2 separate regions of the Homo sapiens genome follow, and region 2 is linked to region 1. The links are chromatin loops, found by intact Hi-C in ENCODE. Cell type or tissue: PC-3. All regions are shown on one strand. Each heading gives the region's core, and the rest is flanking DNA. Links, peaks and the distances in the headings are about the cores only. Region 1 overlaps RALGAPA1 (Ral GTPase activating protein catalytic subunit alpha 1). Region 2 overlaps PRORP (protein only RNase P catalytic subunit).

The links. Hi-C counts contacts between places; a loop is a spot of excess contacts. Peaks named below come from ENCODE experiments on the same cell type or tissue, not always from the same donor. Only the 100,000 strongest peaks of a DNase experiment are listed, where the experiment ranks them.
Region 2: a loop joins it to region 1, with 2.9 times the contacts of the local background. A loop is called at or near these places in 5 of 110 quality-filtered maps.

Annotation. Positions count from the first base shown.
Region 1 is chr14:35,684,864-35,689,267 of GRCh38, forward strand. RALGAPA1 (Ral GTPase activating protein catalytic subunit alpha 1) reads right to left here. Exons shown (of 42, transcript NM_001346249.2): 18 at 3,596-4,404; 19 at 1,679-1,803; 20 at 66-282. Among named protein-coding and RNA genes, the nearest start is that of SNORA101B, 76 kb to the right of the region's middle. In PC-3, for the core only: a CTCF peak has its summit at 2,661 (motif pointing left); a DNase peak (open chromatin) is centred at 2,648.
Region 2 is chr14:35,227,355-35,231,758 of GRCh38, forward strand. All of the region lies in intron 5 of PRORP (protein only RNase P catalytic subunit), which reads left to right. The region is part of intron 5 of PRORP-PSMA6 (PRORP-PSMA6 readthrough); the gene reads left to right. Among named protein-coding and RNA genes, the nearest start is that of PSMA6, 63 kb to the right of the region's middle. In PC-3, for the core only: CTCF peaks have their summits at 2,331 (motif pointing right) and 2,533; no DNase peak of the experiment used is centred there.

The sequences.
Region 1 (4,404 bases), core at 236-4,235:
TAAGTCAGTCTTGAACAGAAGACAATCAACATAAAACATAGTATTCAAATAGAAAAGATACTTGCTGTCAAATTTTCGGCCATCATATTGGAAAGCGCTGAAAGAATCCGAATGACTATCTGAGCTGATAAGATCACTGCTCCCTGCACTGGCAGGAGAAGTCCATTCTGAGGGCACACCTGGGTCATCAATAGGGCGCATCTGGTTCTGCTTGTTTAGAATATCAGGGAGGTCTTTGGGAATTTCCAGGCTGCCTGGACTACTTCCTCTTCTTGTCATAGTCTAAACGTTCAAGAAATATTTTACCATTAAGAAAAAGCTTTTATTCTCTTTAACCATCTGAAACCTTTAATTTCCAAACCATCACAATAAATGCTGAGATTTAGAGGCTGAAGTAGGAGTGGAGAACACACTCACCAAACAATCTATGTAACTGAATGGAGCTAGAGCCTGACCTATTGTTGGTCTGCCTAAAGACCCAAATATCACATGATGCTGGGCCTGTGACTCTTAAGCCTCAGCAGGATCCATGCAGTGAATATAAATTAAAACAGCAGAAAGAGTATTTAGTGGAAAAAAAGCAGCAAATAAAAAAGACAGTGGAAGAGTGGAAAGAATGACAGCAAAGATGTCATTCAATGATTTTTATCCACTCAAGGGAAAAAAGTAAGCCTAAAAAGAAAGGGGCGGGGTATATAATGGAGTTATAGAGAAGTCAAACCCAAATGAAATATGACAGTTTAAAAAAAGCAATTCCAGGTCCAGCACAGTGGCTCACTCTGGTAATCCCAGCACTTTGGGAGGCTGAGGTGGGCAGATCACCTGAGGTCAGGAGTTCGAGACCAGTCTGGCCAACATGGTGAAACCCTGTCTCTACTAAAAATAGAACAATTATCCAGGCATGGTGGTGTGCACCTGTAATCCTAGCTACTCAGGGGGCTCAGGCAGGAGGATTGCTGGAACCCGGGAGACGGAGGCTGCAGTGAGCACTGCACTCCACCCTGGGCGACAAAGCGACACTCTGTCTCAAAAGAAACTAGTTCCATATATATTTATCCTTCCCTAACAATTAAGCATTATTAGGGATAAAAGAGCTTCTGCTTTCATGTTGCCATACTCCTAACATTCAAGATAAAGATAACTTTTAAGTCTCTTCCAAAGTTATCTAAAATGGTTAAGCAGTATTTGTGCTAGCAAAACTATGGGAGCTGGTTCACAAGCAGATCTTGAGACAAAAATAAAAATTATATATGTATTTTTATTTTAAATTATATATTAGATTATATTTATTTATTTATATAACTACGGGAGCTGGGGCAGAAGACCTCCATTGCTATCTTTCCCATTGAGGGCTTGCAGCTGGCACCAGGGTAACCTACGAGCAAAGACAAAAAAAGGGGAGACTAGGAAGGTAGTTGCTTATACCTGTGTATTTGTGCACAGGTACCTGTCTGATCTTTCACCCTGGTGAAAATTATGAGGCTGTTTATGTCTTTAGATAAAAAATGTTATAAAAATGTAATTCAAAAATCTTAATTCATAAAAAGGGTTATATTTTGAGGAAAGGTTATTTTGAATAAAAATTCCCATATATAAATTGACATATATGTACATAGGTATATATCTGTTAGTTTTTCTACCCTCCTCTATAAAACCAAATATATAAAATAAAACTTACCGAGGCATTACCACTTCGAAGTCGTTCTGCTATAAACTCATCCATCAGATCAGGAACATTAGCACTGCTGCCGCCAATATCACTATTAAGAGGAGGCAGTTTTTGGCTCATGTCCTCTTTATTGACTAAAAATAAATAAATAACTATATATAGTGAGGAAAAACTTAACTGCATTTTCTAACTTTGAAACAAACAACAACCCAAAACAAAGTACCTTTGCCAATTATTTGCCAAACATGCATTTATGAATAATTTCCCTTCTTTCAGATTTAATTTTAAGAATTAGTAAATTGATATTTACTTTATTTAACTAAGCAGATGTTAGTCAATCTTCAGTGTAACTTTAAACAGCAAGAAAGCTTATAGATAAGCACTAGCTGAAGTTAGGTTAATATTGCCTATAAAGAAACTGGTATATTTATCTTTTTTCCTGACTCAATGTTTCTTTTTAGAGCCTTAACAATTTATAATTCCGTATTTCCCCCAAAGAACGTTTGCAGGGAATACATCCTTTGAATCTATGCAAAACTCAGTGGGATACAAATGCATTTGAGTATTTATAAATACAAATTCTATGGTTTTGATATACTGCTGTTTCTATCCACTATAAAATCTAATTTTAATGCTTTAAGAATAAAAAGTTGACTTCCACAAATGTTTTTCTTACCAAAAAAACCCAAAATAGTTATTTTGATTTTTTTATCACTACATTATTATTATTTTTACCATTTACATTAACAAGAAAGTTTTAGACTTGGGAAACTAACTTATAGAAAATAATATGGTATCTATGTCACTACTATGCTATTGAAAAGTTGATTTCTCTGCAATGAAAGGAAAATGAGCACTGTTTATATTCCTAATAAACTACAAAGTATTTCAGATTAAAAAAACACACTGGTCAGAAGCTCACTGTGAAATACCATTATCTTTATATTACTGGCCAGGCTTTGCTAAGCTGTCAAATACTGCCCTCAGGTGGCATTAATGGCTCAATGCAAGATGCATTATACAGCGTTGTTAATCATGCTAACAAAACCATGTTAAAACAAATAAAATCAAAACCAACCTTACTGCTGAAAGTTAATAGTCTATATATGTAAAGTTATTTTAACTTTGACTCAAGATAGAGAAAACAGTTACCATAATCTTGCTTTCTGTTATCTGTCCATAGAGGTTCCATATTTAAATCATGAGTGGCTACTGTGAAACCTTTATGCACATTTAAAATCTCAGAAAAAAACAAAGTAATTAAAGTGTTTCAAGGACATAACTTGCATTCTATATAAATGAATGCAAAACTAAAAGCCTACAGCATGTTTGGAAATGGCTTAAATGAAAAGTGATTAAATTCACTTTGAGATTTAAGAAATAATTTCCTCATCACTGATAGTTAACTATAATGTTGGTGCTGGCTGTAGGACCTTGATTTCTATTATGTTAGTTGTCAAAATAATTTCTATCAAGAAAAAATACAAAACCAAATAGATCAGCAGTAAAAATAAGTGAAATCAGTTAGATATATCTGGTGCCCTTTTAAACTATAGTGGGGTGGGGAAGAAAGCATAGTAACTCCTTGATAATCTTAATTTCCATACTTGTGGTATACACTCAGAAAAATACTTGATTTAGGTAGTCTTTGATAGGTTATTGAAATTTTCCTATATATCCACTTTCCTATGTTGTTGTTCAGCAGCAAAGAGGTTTAACTAAATGCCTTATAAGGGAAATTAGTAATTTAAATAAACATTCTATGCTGGGAAAAATACAGCTGGGAAAAGGCGCATGCATAACCAAACAGAGAGAAAGCAGTGACCATCCCAAAGCTTTTTGATTGCTTATAGCTTGCTTCAGTTGCATTAAGCCAAACTGGTGCTGTCTTTCTCCTTTTGCGCTCTGCACACTGTTAGTGCTCACCTGCAGCTTTCCTTCCAAAATAGCCCATTACATGACTGTACAGATCCCTCAGTGGAGCCTCTGGTGGCATTCTGTTCTGCCTCTGTGGGGAAACATTTGCCTTCGGCTTCGAAAGAGCATGTACAACAGTTTTATAAACGCCACCCAGGGAGCCCTGCTGTAGTCCTGCCTCATGACTTGATGACCTAAGAGTACTACGACTACCTAATTGACTACTTGCAATTCCTTCTTTTTGTAATATGGTGGTGGGAATCTCTGTGGATTCCTTCACTGTTTTGCTGCTTACTGATGCAGTACCAAGTGTATCTAGAGGTCTGTACACACCAGGTTTTACTAGCTCTGTAGCACTATTTGTGCTGGTATGGGTGTTGCTAGTGCTGCTATTGCTGCTACCACTACTAAAGCCACCGAGCTTCCGCAGTCTCATCTTCCATGGAGCCTCTTTGTTTTCCAGAGGATTATAAAACTGAACGGACTCAGTGGATGGCCTAAAAGTAACATGAACACTATTTCGTTTTTTAGTAGCAATTTTCATGATTTTGGCTCTATGAGTTACTGTTTCAGACAAGCTCCTTTTAGTTGGAGAAAGTTTGCTAGTACTTGTAACATGAGGCATTCTGCGGTTAACAGGTGCTTTTAGTGTTGCTTTCTTGGCACGCATAACATGTGGGACAGTGATTTTTTCATTAATTTGCACACTCTTAAGCTTTTCAACTAGTGTTACATCAACACAAGCATCTAATTCTGTGGCTGCTTGTCTGTACAGATGTTTCCTTTTTTCTTTATCACAAGGGCTATCTAAACTAGGC
Region 2 (4,404 bases), core at 253-4,252, 460 kb before region 1:
AATGGCGAGAACGTGGGAGGCAGAGCTTGCAGTGAGCTGAGATCGCACCACTGCACTCCAGCCTGGGTGACAGAGCGAGACTCTGTCTCAAAAAAAAAAAAGTTATGTTATGACAATACAACACATTGGCATAATGTCCCCTTAGAAGCATGGAAATCATCTGTGCTTTCCTTCATTCAGGTTTCTCCAGCTTGCACCTATAAATCTGAACCAGTCCTTTAGCTTTTAATGTTCTTCTTCCTCTTCCATCCTGGTCTATCCTTACATAAGAGAACTCCCACCAAAAATATCCTTACTTCTCCCAGGGACTCTCTACTTCTCAGAGAGTCCCAGTTTATATCTTACAGCAAAATGAAATAAATAGGAATTTGGGCATATTTTAAACTTTTTTTAAAATTTTAGTTTAAAATTATAATTTTTTTCTTTATTGTTCACAGTTAAGTAACAAGTAATTTTTTTTTGCACAAGCCCGCAGAAATACGTAACAGGTAATTTAAAGACTTAAATCAGCCGGGCGCAGTGGCTCATGCCTGTAATCCCAGCACTTTGGGAGGCCGAGGTCGGTGGATCACAAGGTCAGGAGTTCGAGACCAGCCTGGCCAATATGGTGAAATCCCATCTTTACTAAAAATACAAAAATTAGCCGGGCGTGGTGGCACACGCCTGTAGTCCCAGCTACTTGGGAGGCTGAGGCAGAAGAATCGCTTGAACCCAGGAAGTGGAGGTTGCAGTGAGCCAAGATCGCGCCACTGCACTCCAGCCTGGGCGATAGAGCAAGACTCCGTCTCAAAATAAATAAATAAATGAAGACTTAAAATCATAAGTGCTAGCTTTACAATATTAATTTTTAAAAGATAATAGCCAGCCATTGAGCATTATTGCCTTCCCTTGTGTGTGAAAAAAGAAAACATAACATGTAACTCTGAATAAATATAGAGTTAAAAAAATAATTTCAACTTCTGTTTTAGATTCTGGGGCTACATGTACAGATTTGTTACACAGATATATTGCACGATGCTGAGGTTTGGATTACGAATGATCCCCTCACCCAGGTAGTGAACATAGTACCCAATAGTTAGTGTTTTCAACCCTTGCCTTCCTCCCTCCATCTCCCCGCTAGTAGTCCCAGTGTCCGTTGTTGCCATCTTTATATCCATGAGTACCCAATGTTTATCTCATACTTGTAAGTGAGAACATGCAGTATTTAGCTTTCTGTTCCTGTGTTAATTTGCATAGGATAATCGCCTCCGGCTGCATCCATGTTGCTGCGAAGGACATGATTTTGTTCTTTTCTGTGGCCACATAGTATTCCATGGTGCATATGTACCACATTTTCTTTATCCAGTCCACCATTGATGGGCATCTAGGTTGAGTCCATGTCTCTGCTATTGTGAATAATGTTGCGATGAACATATGAGTGCATGTGTCTTTTTGGTAAAATGATTTTATTTTTAATATATACCCAGTAATGGGATTGCTGGGTTGAATGGTAGTTCTAAGTTATTTGAAAAATCTCCAAACTGCTTTCCATGGTGACTGAACCAATCTATATTCCCACCAACAGTGTATGAGCCTTCCCTTTTCTCCACAGCCTTGCCAGCATCTGTTTTTTACTTTTTAACAATATCCATTCTGACTGGTATGAGATGGGATCTCATTATGGTTTTGATTTATAGTTCTCTGATGATTAGCGATATTGAGCATTTTTTCATGTTTGTTGTCCACTTGTATGTCTTCTTTTGAGAAGTGTCTATTCATGTCTTTTGCCCACTTTGTAATGGGACTATTTGTTTTTTGCTTATTAAATTGCTTAAGCTCCTTATAGATTCCTGGATATTAGATTTTTGTTGGATGCGTAGTTTGCGATTATTTTCTCCTATTTGTAGGTTATCTATTTCTTCTGTTAATAGTTTCTTTTGTTGTGCAGAAGCTCTTTAGTTTAATTAGGTCCCACTTGTTGATTTTTGTTTTTATTGCAGTTGCTTTTGAGGACTTAGTCATAAATTCTTTCTGAAGGCCGACGTCCAGAATGGTGTTTACTAGGTTTTCTTTTAGGATTTCTATAGTTTGAGGTTTTATGTTTAAATCTTTAATCCATCTTGACTTAATTTTTGTATATGGTGAAAGGTAAAGGTCCAGTTTCATTCTCCTGCTATGACTGGCCAGCTATCCCGGCACCATTTATTGAATAGGGAGTCTTTTCCCCATTAATGCTGGTATTTTAAAAGGGCATGAAGATGTTGGCCTATAGTATGCCAACCTTTTCATTTCAGTTACTCCCCACCCCTCATAAAATACTTTGTTTACATTATGCCCTGTAGATGGCAGTACTTATATGAAAAATGTAAGTTTAGAAAGAGCTTTGAGAATGATTAGCAGGTGGGGTCTTTAATGAGAAAGGCTTAATTGACATGTTCTTTGTCAATTTTTTTCATTCACTGGATTTTTTTCAAACAATCACAAGCTTTCTTTATCACTCATGATGTTTCCATTGAGTTTTCTTTCACCATCGCCTGACCTCCCTAGACCCCACTTTTGTTTCAGAAATCACATGTTACACAATCATTTTCTCTTTAGAGGGCAGTGATTAGAAACTAGTTGATTACATATATGATAGGATCCTGTGTAAACTTCTGGGTACATATTTTTTTTCTCAAGAAGCTCGAGTGCCAGCCAGATGTCATTACTGTAAATTCTTTTTTTTTTTTTTTTTTTTGAGACCAAGTATCACTCTGTGGCCCAGGCTGGAGTGCAGTGGTGCAATCTCTGCTCACTGCAACCTCTGCCTCCCAGGTTCAAGCAATTCTCCTGCCTCAGCCTCTCTAGTGGCTGGGATTACAGGTATGCGCCATAACTCCTGGCTCATTTTTGTATTTTTAGTAGAAACGGGTTTCGCCATGTTGCCCAGGCTGGTCTCTAACTCCTGGACTCAAGCAATCCACCCGCCTTGGCCTCCCAAGGTATTGGGATTACAGGCGTGAGCCACCACGCCCAACCCATTACTGTAAATTCTGATAGAGATGGGGAAAGCAGTATCACATAGCTTTCAAATATGATTTCATTACAAATCTACAGTTATAGGGTCAATCAAGTATATCTTTGAGCGGGAGAAAGTAACTCATTCAGGAATATGAAAAGCTGTCTTGTTCTCCCTAAACATTGGGGATTTTGACTGTGGGATTCATTTAGTAAGTATTCATCGAGTACTTATATGTTAGGCACTGTGCTGGGTAGGTATCCTGCATTACAATTATGAAAGGACATAGTCCGTACTCTCAGATATGCCTTTTCAAGTTAGTGAAACCTGGTGATTCTTGTGAAAGAGGTATGTGGAAGATACGGTAAAAGCACAGAATAGGAATAGATGGTTATGGCAGATATTACCAATTAATTACAACACACTTTTCTTCCAAGTCTGCTGGTCTCAAACTCCTCCACAACACTTGAGAAGCTGGTATTGTTCAATCAAAGAAGACATGCAAGAAGCCTGTTGCCTAAACATGGCATGGTGGGAGTAGTGCCTAAGATACTACTGAGAAATGTTATGCAGTATGCCACCAACTGTGTAAAGACAGGAAAAGAGAACACACACACACACACACACACACACACACACACACACACACTTGCTTGTTGATGTCTAGTCTCTAGAAGGCTACTGAAGAAATGGATAATACTGGTTGCCTCTCGGGAGAACAGCTAGGTGGCTGGGGGATGGAGTGGGAGAGAAACTTTTTATTGAATATCATTTGGTTTCTTTTGGAGTTTGAGCCATGTGAATTTATTACCCATACAAAAATGAAGTTCAAGGTTTACTACCTTACATCACATTACCATGTCTGAGGAGAATATATACCAGTTGTCTTTTATTTGGTGGGTTTTTTAATCTACTAAACTCCTAATCATATACTAAATAGAATAAAAGTATTGCCAAGGATCATTTAAGTATCTTGTAACACTTTTTGTTTTGGTTATGGGAAATTACCAGTTTTTATTTTTCACGCTTCTCAACTAGTATATCCTGATAAACCTTGAGTGGCTGAGAGTGGAAGTGGTTCCTCCCACAAAAGCCAACTATAGATTTTTTTTTATGTACAGCAAAGAGCTATGTGTTTTTGTATTTGTTTGGCTTTGTTGTTTTAATGGAAATTATACATGAGCTATGCCAGATAATCCTGGCAGAAAACAGATTGTGAACAGAAAACATATGGTTAGTAAGTCCATTTGCATTGCTCAGAATTTAGAGCAAATTAACATATTTCCTTGTTGAGATGAATTGGAGTAGTCATAGTAGGACAGATAGAGGCGCCAACTCTCTTGAAATAAATTTTTATAGCTGAAATTTAAAAATACTGGGAATGTGAAAGGAAAGTCCTTAGAATCAGCCATACCCCAGGGGTCCTT